5 separate regions of the Homo sapiens genome follow, and regions 1, 2, 4 and 5 are each linked to region 3. The links are chromatin contacts, found by Hi-C or POLR2A ChIA-PET in ENCODE. All regions are on one chromosome and are shown on one strand. The core of a region is the stretch at or near the end of the contact, and the rest is flanking DNA. Distances in the headings are between cores, read along the strand shown. Region 1 holds the start of CCDC167 (coiled-coil domain containing 167). Region 2 overlaps LINC02520 (long intergenic non-protein coding RNA 2520). Region 3 holds the start of PIM1 (Pim-1 proto-oncogene, serine/threonine kinase). Region 4 holds the start of DINOL (damage induced long noncoding RNA). Region 5 has its middle 4.7 kb from the start of MIR4462.

What was found. Hi-C counts contacts between places; a loop is a spot of excess contacts on that map. ChIA-PET counts read pairs that join two places held with the same protein, here RNA polymerase II (POLR2A). Pooled maps may share reads with other maps.
Region 1: a loop to region 3 is called in a map of naive thymus-derived CD4-positive, alpha-beta T cell, with 6 times the contacts of the local background. The contact joins the promoter of CCDC167 here to the promoter of PIM1 in region 3. A Hi-C loop is called at or near these places in 1 of 168 maps with a recorded cell type or tissue (naive thymus-derived CD4-positive, alpha-beta T cell) and 7 of 50 pooled maps. POLR2A ChIA-PET finds 5 or more read pairs at or near these places in 1 of 52 experiments (GM12878).
Region 2: a loop to region 3 is called in a map of CD8-positive, alpha-beta T cell, with 4 times the contacts of the local background. The contact joins the enhancer-like site here to the promoter of PIM1 in region 3. A Hi-C loop is called at or near these places in 2 of 168 maps with a recorded cell type or tissue (CD8-positive, alpha-beta T cell and naive thymus-derived CD4-positive, alpha-beta T cell) and 5 of 50 pooled maps. POLR2A ChIA-PET finds 5 or more read pairs at or near these places in 2 of 52 experiments (CD4-positive, alpha-beta T cell and GM12878).
Region 4: a loop to region 3 is called in a map of B cell, with 2.3 times the contacts of the local background. The contact joins the promoter of DINOL here to the promoter of PIM1 in region 3. A Hi-C loop is called at or near these places in 2 of 168 maps with a recorded cell type or tissue (B cell and naive thymus-derived CD4-positive, alpha-beta T cell), 8 of 37 single-sample maps with no recorded cell type and 14 of 50 pooled maps. POLR2A ChIA-PET finds 5 or more read pairs at or near these places in 3 of 52 experiments (HepG2, RWPE1 and activated T-cell).
Region 5: a loop to region 3 is called in a map with no recorded cell type, with 3 times the contacts of the local background. The contact joins the enhancer-like site here to the promoter of PIM1 in region 3. A Hi-C loop is called at or near these places in 1 of 168 maps with a recorded cell type or tissue (GM12878), 12 of 37 single-sample maps with no recorded cell type and 4 of 50 pooled maps.

The regions. Positions count from the first base shown.
Region 1 is chr6:37,498,617-37,501,316 of GRCh38, reverse strand. It overlaps CCDC167 (coiled-coil domain containing 167), which reads left to right and starts at 1,424. Exons shown (of 4, transcript NM_138493.3): 1 at 1,424-1,495. The coding sequence starts at 1,454. RefSeq lists an enhancer at 1,232-1,431.
Region 2 is chr6:37,515,367-37,518,066 of GRCh38, reverse strand. All of the region lies in intron 1 of LINC02520 (long intergenic non-protein coding RNA 2520), which reads right to left. Among named protein-coding and RNA genes, the nearest start is that of LINC02520, 9.4 kb to the right of the region's middle. RefSeq lists enhancers at 783-1,162, 1,253-1,302, 1,175-1,959, 1,960-2,700. Within about 2 kb of position 1,371, at least 20 of the 41 ENCODE cell types and tissues checked have a DNase peak (open chromatin) inside an H3K27ac peak, as active enhancers do; they include CD4-positive, alpha-beta T cell, CD8-positive, alpha-beta T cell and GM12878, where a contact is called at or near this core.
Region 3 is chr6:37,168,773-37,171,472 of GRCh38, reverse strand. PIM1 (Pim-1 proto-oncogene, serine/threonine kinase) reads right to left here and starts at 1,321. Exons shown (of 6, transcript NM_002648.4): 1 at 816-1,321; 2 at 594-700; 3 at 442-492; 4 at 1-348. The coding sequence starts at 897. RefSeq lists silencers at 493-812, 1,073-1,852 and an enhancer at 1,478-2,076.
Region 4 is chr6:36,677,214-36,679,913 of GRCh38, reverse strand. It overlaps DINOL (damage induced long noncoding RNA), which reads left to right and starts at 1,355. Exons shown (of 1, transcript NR_144384.1): 1 at 1,355-2,305. It overlaps CDKN1A (cyclin dependent kinase inhibitor 1A), which reads right to left and starts at 1,200. Exons shown (of 3, transcript NM_000389.5): 1 at 1,116-1,200. RefSeq lists enhancers at 319-906, 918-1,107, 2,300-2,700 and a silencer at 1,158-1,387.
Region 5 is chr6:37,558,737-37,561,436 of GRCh38, reverse strand. No RefSeq gene overlaps it. Among named protein-coding and RNA genes, the nearest start is that of MIR4462, 4.7 kb to the right of the region's middle. Within about 2 kb of position 1,301, at least 2 of the 41 ENCODE cell types and tissues checked have a DNase peak (open chromatin) inside an H3K27ac peak, as active enhancers do.

The sequences.
Region 1 (2,700 bases), core at 175-2,674, 330 kb before region 3:
CTAGACAATTGTAAACGCACCAATCAGCGTTCTGTGTCTAGCTAAAGGATTGTAAATGCGCCAATCAGCACTCTGTAAAAACCCACCAATCAGCGCTCTGTGTCTAGCTAAAGGATTATAATGCACCAATAAGCACTCTGTGTCTACCTAGGGATTGTAAATGCACCAGTCAGTGCTCTGTAAAAACGCACCAATCAGCGCTCTGTGTCTAGCTAAAGGATTGTAAATGCACCAATCTGCACTCTGTAAAAATGCACCAATCAGCACTCTGTGTCTAGCTAAAGGACTGTAAATGCACCAATCAGCACTCTGTAAAATGGACCAGTCAGTGCTCTGTAACAGGGGACAAATAAGGGAATAAAAGCTGGCCATCCCCCAGTCAACAGTGGCAACCCACTCAGGTCCCCTTCCATGATGTGGGAGCTTTGTTCTTTTGCTCTTCACAATAAATCCTGCTGCTGCTCACTCTCTGGGTCCGTGCTACCTTTAAGAGCTGTAACACTCACCGTGAAGTCAGTGAGACCAAGAACCCACCTGAAGGAACCAACTCCAGACACAGGATTACAGGCCTGAGCCACCGTGCCCGACTTTGTTTTTTTTTAATTAAATAGGCAAGAATACAAAATAACAGAGTGCATTACAGGAGGTAAAGGTACTTACTGTGAAACTTTGGTTTTGGTTTCATGGGTAACTGGGCCATGGTATAAAATACATTTTTTTATCGTAGGGTCACAGTCAAAACATTTCAAAGGCCGTGGGTCTATGGTGTACAGTATAGTACGATTACAACAATGTAAAATACTGTGTGTGAGGCCAAGCCTGGGAGGAATAAACAGAAGCAAAGAGGAACTGATAAAGTTGGTAGAATAAAGGATGCTGCTTCTCAGTTATATGTTTTCTGTGATGTTTGTAGGTTGTTCTTACAATAAAACAAACCAAAAAAAAAAAAAAAAAGAAGTCAAGACACAAAGGAGAAATAACAATAGAGGGCCATTATCAGATTCCATTGGCCGAGAAGCTCAAGGCTCCAGCACCGGCCTTGAAGGATGGACAGACTTTGAATGGGGGGCGTGGCCTAAACAGGGACGGGGTTGTTGCTGAAACACAAAACACACTGAAAGAGAACATGGGGTTAAAAAAGGCTCTCAGTGATGCAAAGCGGCTTAAAACTGGGGAAGAAAGGGGCAGGTCTACTCCCGGGCTGTACATTCTGCCTCCCTGTACCGACTTTTCCACCCTCCACCCATCTAGGCTGAGGTCTCAAGCTAGAGGTTGCCCCTCATAAACATGTCCGCACCAAGCCGGCCGCGCCCCTCAACAAGATGGCGACGGCAGCAGCCCCACCTCCCGCTGACTCGGTGGCCAATGAGGGAGAAGCACGAAGACTTGAGCATGCGCACATAGCGACTTGGTGGGCGCGTCCAGTGATGACTGGGGGATCCCGGCAAGTAACATGACTAAAAAGAAGCGGGAGAATCTGGGCGTCGCTCTAGAGGTGAGGGGAAAAGTGGGGGTTGGGCCACCTCGTTAGTTGCCTTCTCCTGGCCGCGGGATAAGGGATAGGCTGGGCTATAGATAGGAGGAGGAGCCAAGCGTAGGATGAGAGGGCGACGCGGTTTGGGGAGAGGGACGGGAGGGGTGAGAAGGCCCACGGGGTTCCCGGAGGACAGGGAGCCCGAGGAGGTGCCGGATGGGCGAACCAGACTCTCTGGAGAGGGCATCTCCAGAGAGGAAGAGACATGGAAGTGAAGGGGAGCCCCAAAGACGGCCTGGCATAGAAGTGAGGGAACTCAAAGCGGGGGACACAGAACAAAAGGGATGGGTACAGAGGTGAGGGAGACCCCAGAGAAATAGGGACCTGTAGAATCTAAGGAGAACTCCCAAAGGGCTAGGACTCAAAGATGAGGGAGCCCATTCTGGTGTATATTATTAATGGTTTAAATATCCTCTAAAAGGGGAAATTTTTCCTCCGGAGTATGGAAGCTTGTACCTTCAAAATTACTTTGGGAATATGTAAAGAGAATTCTGGAATTGGTGATGTCACTGAATGGCTTAAAAATAATTTGCTGCATATAGAAGGGAAAGAAAACATACATACTGAGCAACCGCTATGTGCTACTTTCATTGCATTGTTAATCCTCACTGCAAGCCTGTGAGGTTTGTACAGATGAGGAAATTGAGGTTCCAGGTGGAACCCAGGCTGAGATGGTGGAAGTGGTGGAGCCTGGGAATCAAGCACAGGTGGTCTTCCTGGAAATTCATCTTGCTTCCCCTGTTTTCCTTCCCTTAGGGCATCCTCCCGGAGGTTGCAGGAGAGGTACAGGGTCATAGTCTTCTTCAGGCTTACTAGTGAGTTCAGTGATTCTCAAACTTTAGCATGCATAGAGTCACAGGGCTTGTTAAAAATGGAGAGTTGAACTCTTCCCACACCCCGAGTAATTCAGTAGGACTTTGATGTGCATTCTTAACAAGGAATCTGCTTTTTTTTTTTTAAGACAGAGTCTCGCTCTGTTGTCCAGGCTGAAGTGCAGTGGCGTGATCTCGGCTCACTGTAAACTCTGCCTTCTGGGTTCAAGCGATTCTCGTGCCTCAGCCTCCCGAGTAGCTGGGATTACAGGCACGTGCCACCATGCCTGGCTAATTTTTGTATTTTTGTAGAGACGGGGTTTCACCGTGTTGGCCAGGCTGGTCTTGAACTCT
Region 2 (2,700 bases), core at 122-2,621, 350 kb before region 3:
CTTTTCATTTCAGGGATGAGAGTTCCGTCAGGAAGCATCACATCACCCATCTTACATGTGTGATAAGGAGGTAGCAACTAATTATATACTAATGTGTTTCTTACATTGTCTCGTCTATAACCCTCACATCAGTCCTATGAGGCTGACAAGCTGACTCTCACTTTATGGATGAGATGAAGCACAGAAAGGGTAAGTAACTTGCCTGAGATTGCCCAGCTCATAAATGAGGGAGCCAGGATTCACGCCAGGTCTGCCTCATGCCAAGTCCACATTCATAGCCACCTCGCTCTTACAAGTCCTCAGGCAAGGCTCTTTCTACATCCGTGACAGAATTCTGTTCTGACACTGCGGCCTCCTCTCGCTTCTCCTCCCCTCCCCTCCATCCTGCTGCCACAATCTGTAGTCAGCATATGCCTCAGAAAGGCGACAAAGCCACAGACGTGTCCTCAGAGGTTTTTAAAAAAAATGTAGCATTATTATGCAAGAGCTGAGAGAATTGTTGCTAGAAACACCCCTCGCCTTACTTAATCCTGGCACGTTGGAAAACCCATCCGAAGACATGAATCTGAGCCTCTGGGGCACCGAAGACCTTGGACTGGTTTTCTCCTCCATCCCCTGCCTCTGGAAGGAGGCCTCTTAAATACGATCTGAGACAGAGAAGGGCCTCTCCTGAGAAGACATCTGTTACCCTTGCTCTATAGGGAGAGGCCCAAACCAGGAGTGCCCAGTTGCACAACTCCAGGGGCGCCATTCCCACACGGTACCGCGTGCCTGTGTCCTGCAGCTGCTGCAGGCAGCCTCCCTCCTCCCCGACTGCCCTCAGTCTCTCCAGTGCCCCATGGCCCAGTCCATCCTCCGGGAGTTTTGCACTGTCTCTAGGTCTGCCCGCTGCAGGCCTTGTGGCATCTTAAGCTCAAACCTGAGTCTGACGGATGGCTGGATGCTGGGCGGCACAGCGCGTCTGGAGTCCTTCCCGGGAGAAGCCCCAAGTACAGCCCAGTAAATCAATAAACAAATTAATAAGCAAATACTGCTGTCTGCTGAGCTGAACTAGGACTCCCGGGTGAACAGATTTAAAAATCAACAACAGACGGCCACAGGGCATGCCTGGACCGGGCACCATACCTTCGTGGAATTTTCAGAGGCTCCATCCCCCAGCCCATCACTCTCAGGACTAGAAACACGGTGGTGCGGGGGTGGGGGGACTCCTGATTTGGGGCTGGCAGGGAGCAGCACGGGACAGGCTGTTGTCTGGGAAAACCCCCCCGCCAGCTTCGACTCTCCCTCACTTGCTCTAGTCTGCTGCTTCCTGCCAAGAGGAGGGCTTGGTGCACTGCTGGCAGGACCTTTGATCTGGGTACCACAGATCATGATGTGACCAAGGAGCCTCAGTCACGTGGGGCACCAGTTAAGGGGGTTGGCCCTTCCTAGCTGACTCCCAGCCACACTGCAGCAGCTTCTGTTCACTTCTCAGCGGGCTGCAGAGGCAGGGAGGGGGAGGCCAGGTGGCACAGGACTGACCCCAGTGGATGCCACCTCATCACCCTGTTGGTGAGAGAGCAGGCAAGCAGGGCACATGGGCCTGGGGAAGACCACAAGGCCAGGTCCTCCAGGCAGGGAGGCTCTGGCAGAAACCTCTGTGCCAACCCCCTCCTTCCTGTCCCCGAATGCAGAGGCCTGCCCCTCCCCGCCCCAGTGCCCAGGAGGCCAGGGTCAGGAAGCAAACAGAAATGCCTGCATGCCTGCAAATAGACTCCAACCGATCTCAGGAGAATTTCCAGCCAGCAGGCCTGTGGCGCCCTTTGCTGAAAGGGCCTTCTGAATGCCCGAGTCTTCTCTTTTGTGCTCACAAATGCCACCCAATCGCAGCGGCCGCGAAGCTGCATAAATAAGGCAGAGAGAGTGTCTGCCTGGGGCGCTGGCCTCTGGGCTGCCTGCCAGGGCTGTCAGGCCGCCCAGACTTCAATACCAACAGACTTAAGGGACAAGAAAACAGCTCAGGTAAAGGCTTGGAAGCTCAGGAGGGAAGTGACCTGTCTTGTGAGGCGACGGAGATCAGTCTGCTCAGGGCCTTCTGATGCTAGGCTGTCGCTAGGCCCATGACCCGCAGGCTCTCCCCCACCGGGTGGGCACGAATGGTGCCCAGCAGCTGGGGAAGCAGGCCTCTCAAGCGTCACCCTGCTGCATCCCATATCTCATGCTGCTGATGAGCCAGGGTCCACACTTTCTTTTCCAGCCCACAGGGAGGGGGCTCATCAGGCTGCTAGAGCTCTCAGCAAACACTGCAGAAAGAAGGGAGGATGCTGCCGGGCATGGTGGCTCACGCCTGTAATCCCAGCACTGTGAGAGGCCAAGGCAGGCAGAACACTTGAGCCCAGGAGTTCGAGACCAGTCTGGTCAACAAGGCAAAACCCCGTCTCTACTAAAAATACAAAAATTAGCCGGGCTTGGTGGTGTGCACTATAGTCCCAGCTACCCGGGAGGCTGAGGCAGGAGAATTGCTTGAACCTGGGAGGCAGAGGTTGCAGTGAGCTGAGATCGTGCCATGGCACTCTAGCCTGGGCAACAGAGTGAGACTCTATCTCAAAAAAAAAAAAAAAAAAAAAAGCAAGGGAAGATGCCAGCCAGCCCCAAACACCCCAGGACGCTTGGAGAATTCTGGCCATGAAACTCACCTGCTGGGAAACTCTGGTGACCCAC
Region 3 (2,700 bases), core at 72-2,571:
GGTGTCCTTGAGCAGCGCCCCCGACCCGAAGTCGATGAGCTTGAGCTCGCCGCGATTGAGGTCGATAAGGATGTTTTCGTCCTTGATGTCGCGGTGGAGCACCCCGCAGTTGTGGCAGTGCCGCACGGCCTCCAGCACCTGCCAGAAGAAGCTGCGGGCCAGCTCCTCTTGCAGGGCTCCCCTTTCCGTGATGAAGTCGAAGAGATCTTGCACCGGCTCGGGCCTCTCCAGGATCAGGACGAAACTGTCGGGCCTCTCGAACCAGTCCAGGAGCCTAATGACGCCGGAGAAACCCGAGCTCACCTTCTTCAGCAGGACCACTTCCATGGGCACTCGAGTGCCATTAGGCTGCAGGGGCGAGGGGGCCGCGTTAGGGCGGGAGTCGGGGGCGCCCCTCACCCCACCCACTCATCCTGGGGGTCGCTCCTGCAGGGCACTCACCAGCTCTCCCCAGTCGGAAATCCGGTCCTTCTCCACGTGTTTGATGGCCACCTGGAAGCCCAGGGTCTCCGTCAGGTTCCCTCGTCCGGGCTAAAGCACGCCCGTGCGCCCCCCGCCCGGCGCGCCCTCCCCACCGCGGGGCGCCCACTCACCGGCAAGTTGTCGGAGACGCGGATGCCTGAGTAGACCGAGCCGAAGCCGCCGCTGCCCAGTAGCGGGCCCACCTGGTACTGCGACTCCAGGGGCTCCTTCTCCTTGCCTAGGAAAGGGGGAAGCACGGGGACTCAGTGCCGGCCCGCGAGCCGCCAGCTCCCCACCCAGGAGATCCCGCCGCCGCCCCGCATCCCCGGGCCGGAGGCGGGGGGTGCTCTCACCGGGCGCCAGCTTGGTGGCGTGCAGGTCGTTGCAGGGCGCGGCGCGCAGGTGGGCAAGCGAGTTGATTTTGGACAAGAGCATCCCAACCTCCAGGATGTCGGCGCAGGGACGGTGCCCAGAGGAGCTGCCGCAGGAGCCGGAGCCGGGGCTGTGCCGAAGGCTATGCCTGGGGCTGTGGCTGTGGCTGTGGCTGCGGGTGGCGTTGCGGCTGTGGCTGCGGCTGGCGCGGAAGGCCGAGGGCGAGTCGGAGGACAACTGAGGGCGCTGCCGGGACTGGCGGCGGGAGGGCGCGCCAGCGGGGTCGGGCAGCGCTGAGAACGGCGGGGTGAGCGGCTCGTGGGGCTCGTGCGGCAGCGCCGCGGGGCAGGAGGCTAGTGGTTGCTGCTGCTGCTGCTGCTGCTGCTGCTGCCGGTCCCGCCGCCGCCGCTGCCACCGACTCCTCTCGGGCCTCCTCAGCCACCGCGGCCGCTGCAGCAGACGCCCGGCTCGCCCCGCAGCCAGGAGTAAAGGGGAGGAGCGCGCCGGCGGGGAGGGCGCGCGGGGAGGGCGCGGCGGGCGGGGACGGGGCGGGGCCTCTCCGGGAGGCCAAGGCGGGGAGCAGGGCTGCCGGGCCGGCCGAGGGAGGAGAGGGGGTGGGGAAGCGGCGGGACTGGGCGACTCCCCTCGGCCCCCGCCCCGCGCGCTCTGTGGCCGCGCCCCGGCCCCGCCCCTGCCAGCGCTACTCCAGCCAACCAGAGGCCGATTGATCTGCATAACTCGGCGCGCCCCGCCCCCGCCCCGCCCAGCTCTCGCGGTCAGAATGGTCTCTACGCCGCCACGACGTGGCGGGAAGGAAAAGGCGCCAAAATGGAGGGGGAGGGGCGCGGGGCGTGAGGGGAGGCGGGAGCTGGGTGTAGGGCCGCGAGGGAGGAAGGATGGGGAGGGGCGTATCGATTCAAACCCAAACAATAACAAAGCCATCAAAGGCCGCCCGAGGCCGGCTCTGCGGCTCTCCGTTTCGCTGAGGGTTTTGGGTCAAGGGCTCGAGCCGGAGCATAACAAGTTGCGCGGAGACGACGGGCGTTAGTGTGTCAGGCGGGGAGGCCGGCGCGCCGGGTGTCGGACTGTGTGTGGGGATGCCGACGAGGGTGGTCTTTCTGTGTGACTCAGACCCGAGACCTCCAAGTCGGCTGGGGCGGGCTGACGTCGCGCTGTAGGCTGGGGGCGGATTCTGGGGGTTTGTGTGTTGGGGGGCGCGTCGGGGGCGAAGGATCCGCAGGACATGAGTCACGGAGGGAGTGGAGGAGTCAGGCCTGGAACAGAACTGGAGGCGGGAGCCCCGCTCCTGCGGGAAAGGGATGCAGCCCTCAGTCGTTCCGGCCGGCTAAAAGCTCAGCCACGGGATTCCCATTTTAGAAATGCAAAAGCACCAGCGAATCCTGATTTCTGGGAAGGGATGTGTGTCAAAGGGCCGGGTAAAGAGGAAATCACGAAGCAAATGTTAGTGTTGTGATGCCAGATGCTGCCTCAGCCCCTTCTGTGAGGGCGGAAAATTCCTCATCTAAAACGAGGGTGGGAGGGTGCGCTTGATTTAACCAGTTTTCACGTTGTAGTCACCTTTTCATCAGCCTGTTATTACCAGGCAGGCAATACCAGCAATTATTGGCCAACCCCAAGTCTTGTCTCAAAGGAAACCCCCCACCCTCTGCCTCCCTTGGAAATAACCCGGAACACTGACCAATTCCACTTGCATCCTTTGTCCTTTTAAACTTCATGTAGAGTTGATAACGACGTGTGAAATGAGTAAATTAAAATACTATATAATCCATAAATTGAATTGTCAGTGGCCTAAGTAATTGAAAGCTAACTACATTCTATTTTAATTTTTTGAAGTGCCTGCCATTT
Region 4 (2,700 bases), core at 106-2,605, 490 kb after region 3:
GGCAGCTGATAGAGGCCCTGAGCAGCGTCGTGCCCCCCAGACCCCCCACCCCTCAAAGACATGAACCCTCCCCGCCTCCCATCCAGGCGTGGGCTCCGCTCCCGCCCCGGAGTCCAGCGCCCCGACCCGAGGACAGGCTGGGCCGCGATTCTCCCGGCCGCGGTGGGAAAGAGGTAGAGGAGACCCTTGCCCTTCCCCGACTGACAGGCTGGTTAGAGCCCGCCCAGAGCAGGGCCGTGACTCCCCGACCCCTACAGCGCGCCGCGGAGCGGGGACCCGACGCGGTGTCCCGGACCTCCAGTGCCCGGCTTCCTTGGGAACAAACTGTTCCAGCCAAATAGGTCACTGTGCCGATGGGAGGACGGAGACCGCGAAGGGGCAGGGGAGAGGGCTTCTGGAGTCCCGCTGTACCCCATCCCGGGCGGGGTTCTGACCTCATACAGTCCGTTCCCTGGGGTCTCCTTGTCACAGTGAGTCACCTCCTCGCTAGTCCTTAGGGGACGGGTCCTGGCACATTCCCAAGGGCCAGGAAACAGCCCGCGCTGACCTCAGCGCTCAGCCAGGTGGTGGACACAGTGGCGTAAAGGACCTGAACCTGGGACCTGGGCCAGGGCGGCGCAGATTGGATCCCAGAGCCACCCGGGACCGATCCTAGACGAACTTACTCCACTCCGCTTTCCTCGCCCTTCCTGGGCCCCTCCAGGGACACGGACTTCATCCCCACGCCGCGAGCAAACTGCGCCTGGGGCCTGGAGCCAACCGCAGCCAAAGGCGAGCTCCCAGAACGGTCCCGTCCACGCCCTCCCTCGCCCCAGCTGGGTTTCCAGGGGCGGGGAGCGTGACCAGGGATTCCTGTACTTGTAATCCCGCTCTCCGCCCCGGGGTCTCCGGCACATCCCGACTCTCGTCACCCGCGCACTTAGAGACACCGTGTGCGCAAGCCGAGCGCGCACCGACCCACGCCCGTCATTCACCTGCCGCAGAAACACCTGTGAACGCAGCACACACCCGCGAACACGCATCCTCGCGGACACGCAGGGACACACGCGGGCACGCTTGGCTCGGCTCTGGGCCGCCGGCCCGGGGTCCCCTGTTGTCTGCCGCCGCTCTCTCACCTCCTCTGAGTGCCTCGGTGCCTCGGCGAATCCGCGCCCAGCTCCGGCTCCACAAGGAACTGACTTCGGCAGCTGCTCACACCTCAGCTGGCGCAGCTCAGCGCGGCCCTGATATACAACCGCCCCGCCCGGGCCCGCCTCAAGGAGGCGGGACCCGCGCTCGGCCCACCGCGCCGCCCGGGACCGCCCTCCCCGGGGCCCAGGCTCCTGGCTGCCCAGCGCCGAGCCAGCTGAGCCTGGCCGAGTTCCAGCAGGCCAGCCGGTCCCGGAACCTCGCGTGCTGCAGGAGGGCACTTCCCTCCTCCCCCAGTCCCTCGCCTGCGTTGGTGCGCTGGACACATTTCCCCACGAAGTGAGCCACAAATCTGGCTTTTTTTACTTGGAGAATGAGTTGGCACTCTCCAGGAGGACACAGCACTGTTAGAATGAGCCCCCTTTCTGGCTCACCGCTGACCCACTCTGGCAGGCAAGGATTTACCCAATGCAGCTGAAAAGATCAGGAGGATGACATTAATACATAAAAATTCATAAATTATAAAAACGATGCACCTCTCTGCAATTTCCAGAAAAGCCCCACAATATCACCTCTATTCCCACTGATCCCTCACTAGGTCACCTCTCCCAGAAGCACCTGGAGCACCTAGACACCCCAACAAAGCATCTTGAGGCCAGAATGATTTTTCAGTCCCGTTTATTTCACAGATGAGGAAATTGAGGTCCACTGAACTTAAGTATACAAAGTTGTTGATTGTCACATGCTTCCGGGAAGGAGGGAATTGGAGAGACTACCAAAAAAGGGCAACCTGATCTCCAGGGAAACAGAAGAATTGGACATTGAACCAATCTCCCTACACCCTACACTCACCTGAACAGAAGAAATCCCTGTGGTTGCAGCAGCTTTGTTGGCCAGGAAGGGGAGGATTTGACGAGTGAGTTGTCTGTCTCCTGAATACTCCCCACATAGCCCGTATACACTGCTGGGGAAACTGGGGCTCAGAGAAGTCTGGTGACCTAACTCAGATCATGCAGCAAAGAAATGACTATAGTTGGAACACAGGACTTTTGCCTCCTGCCCGGGGCTCTCTGCTTGTCATCCTTTATTTCTGTGGCTCCAAAATGACAAAAATGCCAAATAACCCTCATTTGCAGATGGTTTATGGAGATGACATAAATAAAGGACAATTCTGGAAGTGTCTACTGGTTCTTCTGACAGACACAGAAATGAGTGATGTGTCTATCCGCTCCCATCTACCTCACACCCCTGACCTCCCCTGGACTTCACCTTTGCCTCCTTTCTGTGCCTGAAACATTTGCAGTTTTGCTTTTAAAAAATTGCAGAGGATGGATTGTTCATCTGAACAGAAATCCCACTAAAAAACAGAACCCAGGCTTGGAGCAGCTACAATTACTGACATCTCAGGCTGCTCAGAGTCTGGAAATCTCTGCCCAGACATGCCCAGTCTTCTTCCTCTAACGCAGCTGACCTCGGGGAGGACAGGCTTCTTTCTCCTCTGCTGTGGGGATGGGAGCCCAGGTAGGGGTGGGAGGACACAGTAGCAGACCCCCTTGGCCTGCCTCGCCCTGG
Region 5 (2,700 bases), core at 52-2,551, 390 kb before region 3:
ATCACCCCAAAGGGAAGGTGCGCTCCACTTCCCTGCTTGCTCCAGCAGCAAAATCCTGGGGAAGGTGTCTGAGTGGTCTGGCCCTGGCCACACACCTAACCCAGAACCAGTCACTCTGCCTGGGGCTAGGAGAGAGGGAAATTGTGCCAGGCAGCCAAAAGCAGTAGCCACCCCAGGAACACTCAGGGAAGAGGGTAGCAGCTGCCAGGAAGAAGAGAAGACGTGGAGATTAAAGCTGGGCGGGTGGTTAGGAGGCAAGCGGGACCCAAGATCTGGCCCTTTGTGTGTCTACCTCAAACAGGAGGTAAGACAGCAGCAGAGGGAAACTTTCCTTCTTCACCATTTGCTGGGTGTGGACCAAAAATACCAAGACTTGTATTCACACACACAACCTCTAAACACACGTGCTTCTATATGTATTAAATAAATATTGGCACATACACATGCTTAAACACACATCCCTGGACACTTTACACTCCATACAGACACCTACACAATCACAGGCATGTATACTGCATCAGTCAGGATAGGCAAGGCTATGCTTCATTAACAAATAACTCCAAAACCTCTACTGCTTAAAACCAAAGGGCTTGCTTCTTGCTCACGCGACATGCCAGTCACAGCTTCTGCACATCATATCACCCCAAGGCCCAGACTGATGGAGAAGCCACTAGCTCAAAGCTTGCTGGTCATAGTGCCAGAGGGAAAGAAAGACCTCTGGAAGATGTTGCATTGGCAATTACATTCTTCTGCCGGGAAGTGACACTTTCTCTTCTGCCCATTGGCCAGAACTGGTCATATGGCCCCATCCAACCACAAGGGGGCCAGGGAGTGCAATTCGGAAGAGGAGACCCAGAAATATTTAGCAAATAGCACTAGCGACTAGTGAGTAGGGCGCGCGCGTGCGCACGCACACACACACACACACACACACACACACACACACACACTTACTGCTCTTCCCACGGTCTCCTTATTTTATCCTTTTGTGTCCTGGACTCCTAAACAATTCCCTGTCCCTAGTAATCAGGGTGGAAAGTCTCCTGCCAGGAGCCAGAGGTTGTGGAAACTTACATCCCCCTTCATTTCAGTCCTGTCGGCTGCCCTGAGTCTCCCCGTCTCACTCTGGGCCCCATCATCCATCTCCCTCCCTGCCCATTCGTCTGAGCCTCCCCTGCCCCAGCTTCTGCCTCCTGCCAAGAAGAGATAAAAGAGACAGCTGCGTATTTATTCAGTGCTACTTCTACTTCTCACTGCTGCCCCACCACTTGCTTCAAGCTCCCCGCTAGCATCCTCCTCCCTTTCTTCTTTCTACGATTGCCTGAAGAGCTAAGCGTGAGCTAGTGGCACCCAGAGAGGTGGCTGCTACGGGGGAAGGGAGGAATGAGGGGAGGGGGGACCTCAGGGCCCTTGGGGGTGACAGGAGAAGGCAGACATGAACAAAAACTCAGAGAGGGCATGAGATGTAGAATAACACTCACAAGCGGACAGAGACAGAAAAGAAACACAAAATGTGGCAGAGAGAAGCAGAGACGCAGCGAGGGACAGAGGCAGATGGAAAGAGACACAGATTGACAGAGACAGAAATAAGTGGAACAGAGACACAGAGACTGGGCCAGAGGAATGAATGCAGAAAGAGAAAAGATGGAAGGTAGAAGTGGGGATGTGTTTAGGGTGTGTGTGTATGTTGCTGTACAGCTCTGGTTTTTAAGCCCCGCTTTCACTGAAATGGATTCATGAAGGCAGGTGCTGTGCTATCTTTAAAGATAGGGAGAGGATGTGGCACTTTTGAAGCCAGTGGTGCAGGTTTAAGGCCAGGCCATAAGCTCAGGGCGCTGGCAGGGTTTCCCTGGAGATCTCTGGTGCCAAGTGGTCAGCTCCACAGCATTAGCTCTGTGGTCGGAGGAGGCTGCAGGTCTGAGCTGTGAATGCTTCCTCAGTGGCCTCAGCCACACTTCTGCTCCAGCTCCAGCTCTGCCTGCAGCAAAGGGACCCTAGGAGAAAGGGGAGAGGGGCGGAAGCAGTCCCTGCCCTGTGCAGGGGATGAAGGGGGCCCAGGCTGAAAACGGAGGTAGATTCCTATCTTTAAGGAGCCCTGAGTCTGAGCAGAGGTTTGAGCCTCATTCATTCCTTCAACACATGGTCCTGGTACCCTACCCTGTGCCAGGCCCCAAGACACAGTGGAAGACAAAAGCCATGTGCCCTGTAGGTTTTAGCCTAATGGAGGAGACAGACCACAAACAAACCACAATTATATAACAACAAACCAGGTTCGGTGCTACAAAGTAAAAGGGCGTCATCGTGGGAGAATCTTGGCGGTGGGGGCTTCTTTACACTCAGGAAAGTCTCTCCAAGTAGGTGATACTGTGGCCAAGACCTTCCAGATGAGAAAGAGCCAGGTAAGAGGAAAAGTGGGGGTGGCATGGGGTGGGGAGTGGGGACACCAGCCCAGGTGGCAAAAACAGCCCAATTCATAAAGCGACACCCAGCTTGGGCACTACTCCAAGGTGAGCCCGCGGCGTCGGAGTGGGTCAGCCGGCTGTTCAGGAGCTGGCAGGGCAAGCCTCCATGGACTGTGGGCTTGATTTTAGGGACAATGGTGAGAGACACGAGTGGTGTCCACGCACTCATGCTGGGCACCTACGGTGTGCCGGCCCGAGCTGGGGGCGGGAGGCTAGCTCAGTTGTTGGGATAGAAGTA